3 separate regions of the Homo sapiens genome follow, and regions 1 and 3 are each linked to region 2. The links are chromatin contacts, found by Hi-C or POLR2A ChIA-PET in ENCODE. All regions are on one chromosome and are shown on one strand. Each heading gives the region's core, a stretch centred on a gene start or an enhancer-like site at or near the end of the contact. The rest is flanking DNA. Distances are from core to core; before and after follow the strand shown.

Region 1 (3,377 bases), core at 1-2,500, 3.2 Mb before region 2:
ATATTCACAGCACCCATGAAGAAGCTTGATAATTGAGGTCAAGTGTATTTTTGCCTAGTTTTAACTTAATCTACTTTGTCATTGTTAGTTTTATTAGACTTTCTCATCTCTATTCTCTCTCAAAGGAATACCGAGTAAAGAGCATATTAAGTCAAGCCAGATCCAGTTCCAACTGATCTTTTGGTCCCCAGAATTTCCACTTTCCTAACTTGACCATTACCCATTGGACACTACTAATTTCATGTATTTTCACTGAATTTGTTGTGTTGTCATGTACAACACCCTCCACTTCCCAACCCACCCCCGCGAACGCCGTCTGACTCCAGAAACCCAAACTTGTGCTCATTTTTCATTATTCCACCTTCTCCTGATAGTGTGGTTTCCTTCACTCTAGACATGAGGACTCCACAGCTTTATTCCCCTAAATGGAATCCCCCATGCCCTACCTTGACATGGCCAGTTTCCGCTTGCAGCCCACCGGGTGATTTATCGGAGGCTCTTCTTTCACCTTTGTATCATCCACGATTTCTTTCTTCAGGAAATCCTTCTCTTCTTTTACACACTCTCCATGCATCAATTCCTCTTTTATGCATTGACCAACAAACTTCTCCTCCTGTTTTATCTCCAAGTTATCCTTCTCTTCCTTCACTTCTGACCAGTCCATTACCTCTTCCTTTACCTTCTCTTCCTTTACCTCTGGTTCACCCACCTTCGCTTCTTTTACCACTAAACTACTATCCGTCTCCTGCTTCACCTCCAATACGCCTGCGTTCTCATCCTTCACCTCAGGCCTATCCTCCACCTCCTGTTCTACCCACTGGCCAGCCAACCTGCCTTCTGTACCTGGCCAGTCTATAATTTCCTGCTTCACTACCGTTAGGTCCATCGGTATTTCCTCTGGCCTTTGTCCACTTCCTTCCTCTCCATCCCCTATCTCCTTTATCCCTGTCAGCCCTGTCCCCTCCTCTCCGCCGCCGAACTCCTCCGCCCCTGCTAAGTCCCTTACTCCCTCCCTGCCAGGCTCTGGACTTAGCCGCACCCCCTCAGCTACGCTGTGGAGACCTCCCCCAGACTTCCCTTCATTTTCAGCAGCAAACTCCATCAACTCACGATCCTTGGCCTCTGCTGCCACTCTATCCTTCAATGTGGCTGCTGCACACCAATAGGAGGAATTACCGGTCGGAATACCTACGGCGGCCCACGTGTGGAGCCAAGCAGCCACAAACCCGGAATAGCCTGCTTGACGCGACTGCTCGAATCGCCGTAAAGCTACGCTTTTGCGCCTCGCCCCTTCACGACTTGTAGAGCTCTTTACGGCTCTGCGGAGGCCCTGCCGGATTCTCTGGGCGAACAAGCGTAACTGCGTGACTTGCCCGCTGGGGTTCTCGTCTCCTTCCTGGTTTCCACCACCCTCTTCCCTTAGAGAAGCCTCCTGGGCCACTCCCTGGGCCACCCTCCACGCCCTGCTGGGTGTAAAGAGTGTAGGAGACCGGCAGAGGGAGAGAAGCGAAACCCTTACACTCTGGAAGTGGGAAAACCCACCCTAATCTGTGTTAACCATTAAATCCAATCTTGCATGAAAATGGAGGACACACCTGATGTTATTAGGCCTTTCCAAGCTTTAGTTTCTTAAAGCTATAAACTAGGGACCATGGTATTATTAATATAAATCTCCCAGTGTCATTGCAAAGATTATATGAGATCATGCATGGAAATCAACTAGCAGTGACGGACACAAACTCGATATATAACTGGGAATCCTGATGGGCTTCAAACCGCCTGGTTTCCACCACCCCCTTCCCTTAGGGAAGCCTCCTGGGCCACACCCTAGGCCACCCTCCACGCCCTACTGGGTGTAAACAGTGGAGGAGACCGGCAGAGGGAGAGAAGCGAAACCCTTACACTCTGGAAATGGGAAAACCCACCCTTATCTGTGTTAACCATTAAATCCAATCTTGTATGAAAAAGGACACACCTGATGTTACACCTTTGCAAGCTTTAGTTTCTTGAAGCTATAAACTAGGGAGCATGGTATTATTAATATAAATCTCCCAGTGTCATTGCGAAGATAATATGAGATCATGCATAGGAATCAACTGTCAGTGACAGACACAAACTCAGTGTATAACTGGGAATCATGATGGGTTTCAAGTAGGAAAGAGGGCATTAATTTTTCTTTCCATTCTTTCTAAGTAACAGCCTGCGTCAGGCTATTCCCCATTCCCAGCATTCTGCAGGATTCTCTCAGAGAACATCATAAATATATTAGGCGAAAGTGCCTAATGCCCGGTATTGCTGAATAACATTGCATTGTATGAATGTGGCACGTTTTTTCATGCATGTACCAGTTGGTGGGCATTTGGCTTGTTTCCAGTTTGGGCTATTACGAATAATTCTGCTTCCACATTCATATGCAAGTCTTTGTGTGGACATGTTTACATTTCCCGTTAAGTAAATAACTAGGAGTGGAATTGCTGGGCCATATAAATTTATGTTAATTTTTAAAGAAATGCCCAAACTGTTTTCCAAAGTAGCTATACCATTTTACATTCCTACTGGCTGAGGGTTCCTATTTCTCTACATCCCGGCCAATTCTTAGTATTATCAGTTATTTGATTATAGATGTGTAGGGGTACGTCATTGAGAATTTACATTTCTTTAATGACTAATGATGTTGAACATCTTTTCATCTGCCAACTGGCCATTTGGATATTTTCTTTAATGAAATGTTTATTCAGATCTTTTGCCCATTTTTAATTGACGTCTTTTATTATCAAATTGTAGTAGTTCTTCATATATTATGGATATAGGTTTGTGGTAGACAAGCACCAGTATGTTCCCCAGTGATTCTCCACCCCCACAGTGTTCAGACCAATGTGTAGACTGCTCCTGCATCATCCCAGGATTGGTCTGTGTCACTGATAGCATACAGCAGAAGTAATACGTTACCTCTAAGATTAGGTTTGGAGAAAGGCTGTGGTTTCTGCCTTAGGCTCTTGCTTTTTTGGTCTCCTTCCTAGATCATTCACTCTGGGGGAAGCAAGCTGCCAGGTTGTGAGTACCAAGAGGCCCATGTGGTAGTGGGCCGAAGTTACTGGCTCTTACAGGCTGAATTGTGTCCCCTCAAATTCGTGTGTTAAATCCGTAACACCCAGTACCTTAGACTGTGAGTATATTTGGAGATAGGACCTTTAAAGGTGATTTCGTTAAAATGAGACCATTAAGGTCGGCCCTAATCCAATCTGACTGATATCTTTATAAGAAGAGGAAATTTGGACACAAAAAGAGACACGAGGGATGCCTGCAGAGAGAAAAGACTATACGATGATACAGTGAGGTGGCCACCTGCATGCCAGCGAGAGAGGCCTCAGAAAAAA
Region 2 (3,404 bases), core at 348-2,847:
GTCATGGCTGCAGTGAGCCATGATCGTGCCACCTACACTTCAGCCCAGGCCTGTTCCATAAAATAAAAAATACTGCATTTAACTTTCTTTGTTGTCACTGATAGAAAAACTTGAGCAATAACTGCTATGATACATAAATTGCACATATCTAGAAAAAAATTTCAGACTTAAAAAGCCATGATAGAATTAAAAAAAAAAAAAGCCATGGTAGAATTTTAAGTCGTATTTGAGTGATCTGGGGAGCCCAAGTTTTCCATTTACCTACAAGGAGGCCTTACCCGACAGAACAACACCCAGATAGAATGACTGAGCATCCAATCCAAGAATCAGAATCAGTAAACAAGAGTGTCACTGGCTTTATGAGTTCTGTTCAAACAGTATATTAGCTAAAGCTGCCTCCCACCCCAAATTCCTTTTCTAATCATAAAATGTAAGTCTTGGCAGTTACCAGAAAAGGCTATTTTGTAAAAATGGCTTTCACTGTGAAATTAACCAATTCCACAGATGATAGCAGGGTCAGAAAAATAGTGCCAGAGTTCCAGAAGCTGTAGAATTAATTTGATACTTTCAACACAGGATTAGTTAACCAAAGGCCAGGTGTGGATAACAGGAAACAGGTTGTCTTAGACTCTACACTCTAACACGACTCTTGGAAAAGTCAACATTGGCATGACTCAGTTTACACTTATGCAAAAATACTAATATCTACCTCACAGTGGTAATGAGAGACATAATTAGGGTCTGCAAGCATTTTTCAGGTCACAAGATTAAAGGCTGTTTCTGAGGGTACTGCATGCATTTCCTGTAGATATGAGTACACTGCATTCTTAAATATATACTAAAAAGCGACCTCCCAGCACATATAACTAATTTTCTTTGGCAAGATTTTCTTCAGAAGTACACAGGCAACGATATTTGTAAACAAATCCTTTAGCAGGGAACTAATCAACTCTTCCGATGGCTCTAGCTTCCACTTCCGAGGCCCGCTGTGATGGTAACCAACCAGGTTCCATCTGGCTTACCAATGCTGACGTTCCCAACTTCCTAGCTGTCAGATCGATAGGAACCTGAAACTAACTGTTTCCCGTTCCTTTGAAAAGGAGAAATTACGGACCCTCGGGTTGTTTGGGCCGTAGATGAAAAAAACAAGCGGGGGGGGGGGCGCGGGGGAGGAGAGGAGGGAGGGTGGGAAGAAGAGAAAATAAAGGGAGATTGAAATATTGGGAAAAGATACGAGGGCAAGGACTGGGGACACAGTAGCCCACCAGGACCCACATAGGGTGATATCTACATAAGACTCCAGGGCAATAACGTCAACAGCTCGGTAACCCCTGCGACACCCTGACAGTCCTGCCGTCTGGAAGTGCCTTTGTCCCGGCCCGTCGGCCAGTCCCGCCGCTTCTCTCCCATACCCCTAGGCGCTCAGCCCTACGAGGCTGCCCGGAGGCCGCCTAAAAGCCGGCGGCGCTCGCGCCCGCCCCTCAGCTCGCCGGGCTCGGCGGGACATACTAACCGGCTGGTAGACGCCATCTTCACGGCGACTGCGGTGCCCGCAACAAGACACAACAGACACACCGAAAGCAGGAAGCGAATGTGGCGAAGAGACGCGCAGAGATGAGTTTTTATAGACGACTCACCCACGCAGTCGTAGCAGAGCAGGGCTACGGGTCGGGAGAAGGGCCAAGAACAGTGAGATCCCATACGTCACGTGCTTTGCGATTTCTTACGTTCTTACTCCGTTTCTGTAATTTGCTATGTTGCTAAGCGAGTCAACGTAACTACCTAGGAAAAGTCTCATGGGAACCCTGCAAAGGGGCTACAACAGAGCTACTCTCAATCTGACAGTTAAAACACAAAGAAAACCCTGGCTTCGTAGTGGTGCCAAAGCCTGCATCCCTAATAGTTTAACCACCCCTTCCTCTCCCACCTTCTCACGGCTACCTTCTCACGGCCACCACCTACCCCGCCCCCAGCCCCCCACCCCGCGTCAGGCACTCCCATTTGAGCCAGTTCTTACGTGCCCCAAGGGTGATTCTTTCTAAGAAATTTGAAATAAAAGGAGAAACTCACTTAGGTCATCCAGAACAGGTGTCTGTTCAGGATCTGTCATCAGCTAGCATGTTGTCTTCTTAGGCACGTCCTTTATACAGGTCATGTAAGTTTATATAGGTTATGGTATCTTGCCTTGCATACCCTTTTAGAATTGGCAGAAGATGAAACAAAACTACGTGAAACCAATGTGTACACAAGAGGCACGACGATATGGGCCATGCTCTGATCATTTTTTTTTCACGGCCTTTGTAACGTTGGCTGATAGCTACATATAGAAAACTTGCGAGAACATCTAGATATTGCAAAATATCCCTAGATTTATTAATTAGCCAAACTAACGTCAAAATTGTAATACCACTATTACTAACAACAATAACAGTTACCGGTGGAGAGTATTCACGTTCTTGGCGTTTTGAACAAAGAACTGGACACAACGCACAAACTAAGGAAAGAATGAAGGAATAAAGGCAGAGATTTATTGAAAACGAAAAGGTAATACCAGCTCAAGACTCCTTTTGCAGAATTTTCGGGGGTTTAAATACCCTCTAGAGGTTTCCCATTGGTTACATGGTGTACACCCTATGTAAATGAAGTAGTGGCTCCACAATCAGTCTGATTGGTTGTGGAAAGCAACCAATCAGAGGCTAAAGTGAAGTTACAAAGTTACACTCCTATGCAAGCGTCTGATTGGTTGCAGAAAGCAACGAATCAGAGATACTTTCAATTTCACATCTGCCACACGGCTAAAGTGTGTGTGTGTGTGTGTGTGTGTGTGTGTGTGGTTGTGTAGTGGGGAGGGGGTTGCAAAGGGAGTAACGTCTGGTTCTTTTGTTACTTAGGTGTGGAAAGTTGGGGTTTTCCTTTTTTTTTTTTTTTTTTGAGACGGAGTCTTGCTCTGTCGCCCAGGCTGGAGTGCAGTGGCGCGATCTGGGCTCACTGCAAGCTCCGCCTGCCAGGTTCACGCCATTCTCCTGCCTCAGCCTCCCGAGTAGCTGGGACTACAGGAGCCTGCCACCACGCCCGGCTAATTTTGTTTTTGTATTTTTAGTAGAGACGGGGTTTCACCCTGTTAGCCAGGATGGTCTTGATCTCCTGACCTCGTCATCCGCCCGCCTTGGCCTCCCAAAGTGCTGGGATTACAGGCGTGAGCCACCGCGCCCGGCCGGGGTTTTCCATTTGATTTAGTTCTAGGAAATCAGTGTGAATCTGCCTTAGGTTCCCTGCCTTCAGACAGTATTCTCCTGCGGCAACACTTTGCTGACAACTATTCTTGAAAATACGGGGATTGGTATTTTCATGGTGGTTTTCATGGGGCTGAGAACTTAGAAGATAATGACTGCTTCCTTCATCTG
Region 3 (3,164 bases), core at 593-3,092, 3.7 Mb before region 2:
CTACCAGAGAAACCGCCAAGTACTGTGAATACCTTTTACATTTCAGGATTTAATGTTTTCCAAATTATTCCTGACTTATAAGTCTTTATGATCACTAAAAATTTTTATATGTAAGAGTATTCAAAAGACCATGTTGTTTTGGCTCACTTTGAAGATATTATACTCCTTTCAGGAAAGATATTTTGATATTTACAACATAATTGACTGGTTTCTAGAATTGATAACCTAAACCTTCAGTGATAGTTAAAAATCATGCACATACAAAATAGGGAGCTTAATCCTATTATAAGGATCAATATACTTTTTAAAAAACTAATTTACTTCTCTTATAAATAGGATTTAAGTTTGCAAATGACTGCTTTAAAAACAAAACTACCTGAGGAACATTTTTCTTTTGATTAAAATGTTAGTGTCCTTGATTTTTCACAATAAAAAGATTACTTTGTTGAGGTTTCTTTGTCGGGGGGAGGCAGGTGGAGAGATGGTGTATGTGAAATACTACCTGACTAAAAAATTCTACTTATGGTAGGGTTTTTTTTGTTTGATTTGTTTGGGTTTTTGGTTGTGTGTATGTATGCATGTGTGTGCGTGCCTGGGAGAGGCAAAAAAAAAAAGTTGTAATGAGTAAAATGACAGTTTATGAAGCCTATAAAATCTACCTTGAATCAAATTCAAATTTACAAACTCCACAAAAGTCTACGGATTTGCCTAGAGCTACAAAGAATAAAAATCAAGACAGTGCCGCCCATCTGTAAACCTACTAAAAGTGTGTTATACTTAACCTTTACTCCTTTAGGTAATACTTAGGGAATAGACACACTGGTTTTTCGAGAAGAAATCACAACCTCAATTCTTCATGCCATTGTCTGATTAAAAAGAAAAAAAAAAGCAAAACGAGTAAATGCATTACATTAAGTAACCCCGAAATTACTTTAAGCTGCCACTTACATGACACTTACTTTCGCCCGGTAACGTACCTGTCGCAAAAACATAACTTTTTCTTGGCTCTTAAGACAGAAGCCCAGTCGGTAAACAGTAAGGCTCGCGGTGCTAGCATTTTCATCGCAAAGTATCCTACCTGTCAGCGTAATTCTTTGGTCTGGAGGCACCGACAGGACACGGTTTTCACGCACTTTCAAAGCGCCCACATTTGGGGAGGCTGCCTGCGTTCCTGTGACTTTGGGAGCCGTCCCACGGGCACGACCCTTCATTCCCAGGGACAGCAGACGCCCTTTGTACATCCACTTCTGCAGCTTCTTGACTGTCACTGCCGGCGGCCTGAGGAAGGAGGGGCCTTCCTGGCGGTCTCCTTTGCCACTGCGTATCACAGAGGACCCCGCTGGATCCCTGAAAGGGCTTCCCGAGGAGCAGCCGTGGTCCTTGCAGCCTGGAGGCTGGAGGCCGGTGGGTGCAGCCGCCCGGGCGCGGTCCCCACTCCAGCCGTCCATCCTGCCTCCACGTGGCGGGGGCTCGTCCCAGTCCCGGTGCGCGCCGCACCTGATCCAGCTGTCGCTCGGCCACCGCTGGAAGGGAGGCGGCTTGGCACCCACCCGGAGGCTCTCGAGGCTTCTGCTGCAGGACGGCCGCATCCGAGGAGTCCGCAGCTGGCCTCCCCGCGGCTCCCTCTGAGGCGACCGGGGCGGGGACACCTGCTGCCGAGGGCGTCCGCCGCCTCCCCGCTCCCCGTCCCGGGGGCAGGCTCGGCGGTACGCGGCGCCGCGGGAAGGCGGCTGGCCCGGAGCCCGGGCTCCCGCGGGGAAGCTGTGATCCGCCAAGCCCCTGCCGCCCCGCCGCGCGCCCGAGTCAGGGGGCAGGTCGTGCATGGCCTGGATCAGCAGATAATAGGCCTCTCGCAACTGGGTCCGCAGCCTGCCTGTCTCCAGGCGGCCGCCCTCCGCCCCCAGGGAGGAGCCCGCCGCTGGGGGAGGCGGGGGACGCCGTTCCGCCTCCGCCCCCTCAGGCTCGGGCGCAGACTGCGAGCCGCCGGGCAGGTTTTCGTAGTAGTCGGCGTCGTAGTCGTCTTCGTCCTTGTCGTCTTCCTCCTCCTCTCCGCTGTCCTCGGAGCCCTCCGGGGAGTGCGGAGGGGCGTGAGCGAGCCCATGGCTCTGGGGGGCGGCCTCCTGCCCGCCGCGCGGCCGAGGCCCGAGCGCCCCCAACTGCTCCGGGTGCCCTCCGGGGACCCGCGCCCCGGGACCCCACGCCTCAGGTGACGGCGAGGGCTGCTGTAGGCTCCGCCCGTGTCCCCCGGCGTGCTCACGTGGGAGGGTGTCTGCGGCACCCCAGGCGTCTCCCGCGGCTGCCGAAGAGGCCGCCACCGCAGCTGCGGCTGCCGCCCGGAGCCCTAGCCCCCCGGTGCCGCGGGGACCCCGCCTTCCCCGGAGCCTGGACAGCGTCCTCCTCAGAGGGTCCGCCATCCCCTCTGCCTTAGCCGCGAGGCTCACCCCCGCCAGGGGGAGAGGTCGGAGCCCCGCTGGGGAGAAAACCGCGCTCGCGGAGGCGGAGGCGGAGGCGGCGGCGGCTCCCCATGACCGGCGCTGGCCCTCGCCGGCTCCTCACATACTTGGCATAACTCTGCCGCGGGAAGGCGTGGGGGAGGGCGGTGGCGCCGCAACGCGCATGCCCCGGAGCCCCGGGCCGCGACGGGGCGCGCGGGCCGGGGGCGGCAGAGGTGGGTTCTCGGGGTGGGCGAGTGGTGCAGGTGGAGGCGGAGGGCGCGGGCCGGTAGGTTGAGTAGTAGGTCGGCTGAAGCTGACCGACGGAAGCAGGGGTGGGCGCACAGAGCGCGAAGGGTGCGGGGAGAGTTGAGGCAGGGGAAAGAAGAACGAGCAGGAACGTGAGTTTGGGCTGGTGGCTGCAAAGTTTTGGTTAGGGAGCCCGAGAAAGGGAAAGTGCCCTCCTGGCTGTCACCCCAGCACCTTCACCGCCACCGCTGCACGAGGTGTGTCTTAGGCACAGCAAGTCCTAGCTTGAGAGAAAACAAAGATTGTTTTGACGGACAAAGTACGAGTGCAGGTGTATCTCGGTGCATGTGTTCTAGAAATGTATCAATCATTTTAATCGCCCAGAGAGCTAGCTAGCTAAAAGAAATTTGCAGCGATTCCTTTTCTATAAGAGTTCTTTTATCAAAAACAAAACAAAACCCACCCACCGATGTCTCTTTTAAG

What was found. Hi-C counts contacts between places; a loop is a spot of excess contacts on that map. ChIA-PET counts read pairs that join two places held with the same protein, here RNA polymerase II (POLR2A). Pooled maps may share reads with other maps.
Region 1: a loop to region 2 is called in a map of CD8-positive, alpha-beta T cell, with 12 times the contacts of the local background. The contact joins the promoter of ZNHIT6 here to the promoter of GTF2B in region 2. A Hi-C loop is called at or near these places in 1 of 168 maps with a recorded cell type or tissue (CD8-positive, alpha-beta T cell), 1 of 37 single-sample maps with no recorded cell type and 5 of 50 pooled maps. POLR2A ChIA-PET finds 5 or more read pairs at or near these places in 1 of 52 experiments (activated T-cell).
Region 3: a loop to region 2 is called in a map of CD8-positive, alpha-beta T cell, with 18 times the contacts of the local background. The contact joins the promoter of SYDE2 here to the promoter of GTF2B in region 2. A Hi-C loop is called at or near these places in 1 of 168 maps with a recorded cell type or tissue (CD8-positive, alpha-beta T cell) and 5 of 50 pooled maps. POLR2A ChIA-PET finds 5 or more read pairs at or near these places in 1 of 52 experiments (CD4-positive, alpha-beta T cell).

What each region holds. Positions count from the first base shown.
Region 1 is chr1:85,707,183-85,710,559 of GRCh38, forward strand. It overlaps ZNHIT6 (zinc finger HIT-type containing 6), which reads right to left and starts at 1,251. Exons shown (of 10, transcript NM_017953.4): 1 at 447-1,251. The coding sequence starts at 1,102. RefSeq lists enhancers at 508-1,341, 1,044-1,403, 1,342-2,174.
Region 2 is chr1:88,889,970-88,893,373 of GRCh38, forward strand. GTF2B (general transcription factor IIB) reads right to left here and starts at 1,598. Exons shown (of 7, transcript NM_001514.6): 1 at 1,514-1,598. The coding sequence starts at 1,530. RefSeq lists an enhancer at 1,774-1,883.
Region 3 is chr1:85,199,174-85,202,337 of GRCh38, forward strand. SYDE2 (synapse defective Rho GTPase homolog 2) reads right to left here and starts at 1,843. Exons shown (of 7, transcript NM_032184.2): 1 at 1,079-1,843. The coding sequence starts at 1,823. It overlaps LOC124904207 (a long non-coding RNA gene), which reads right to left and starts at 1,069. Exons shown (of 2, transcript XR_007066199.1): 1 at 978-1,069; 2 at 1-866. RefSeq lists an enhancer at 958-1,569 and a silencer at 1,582-2,731.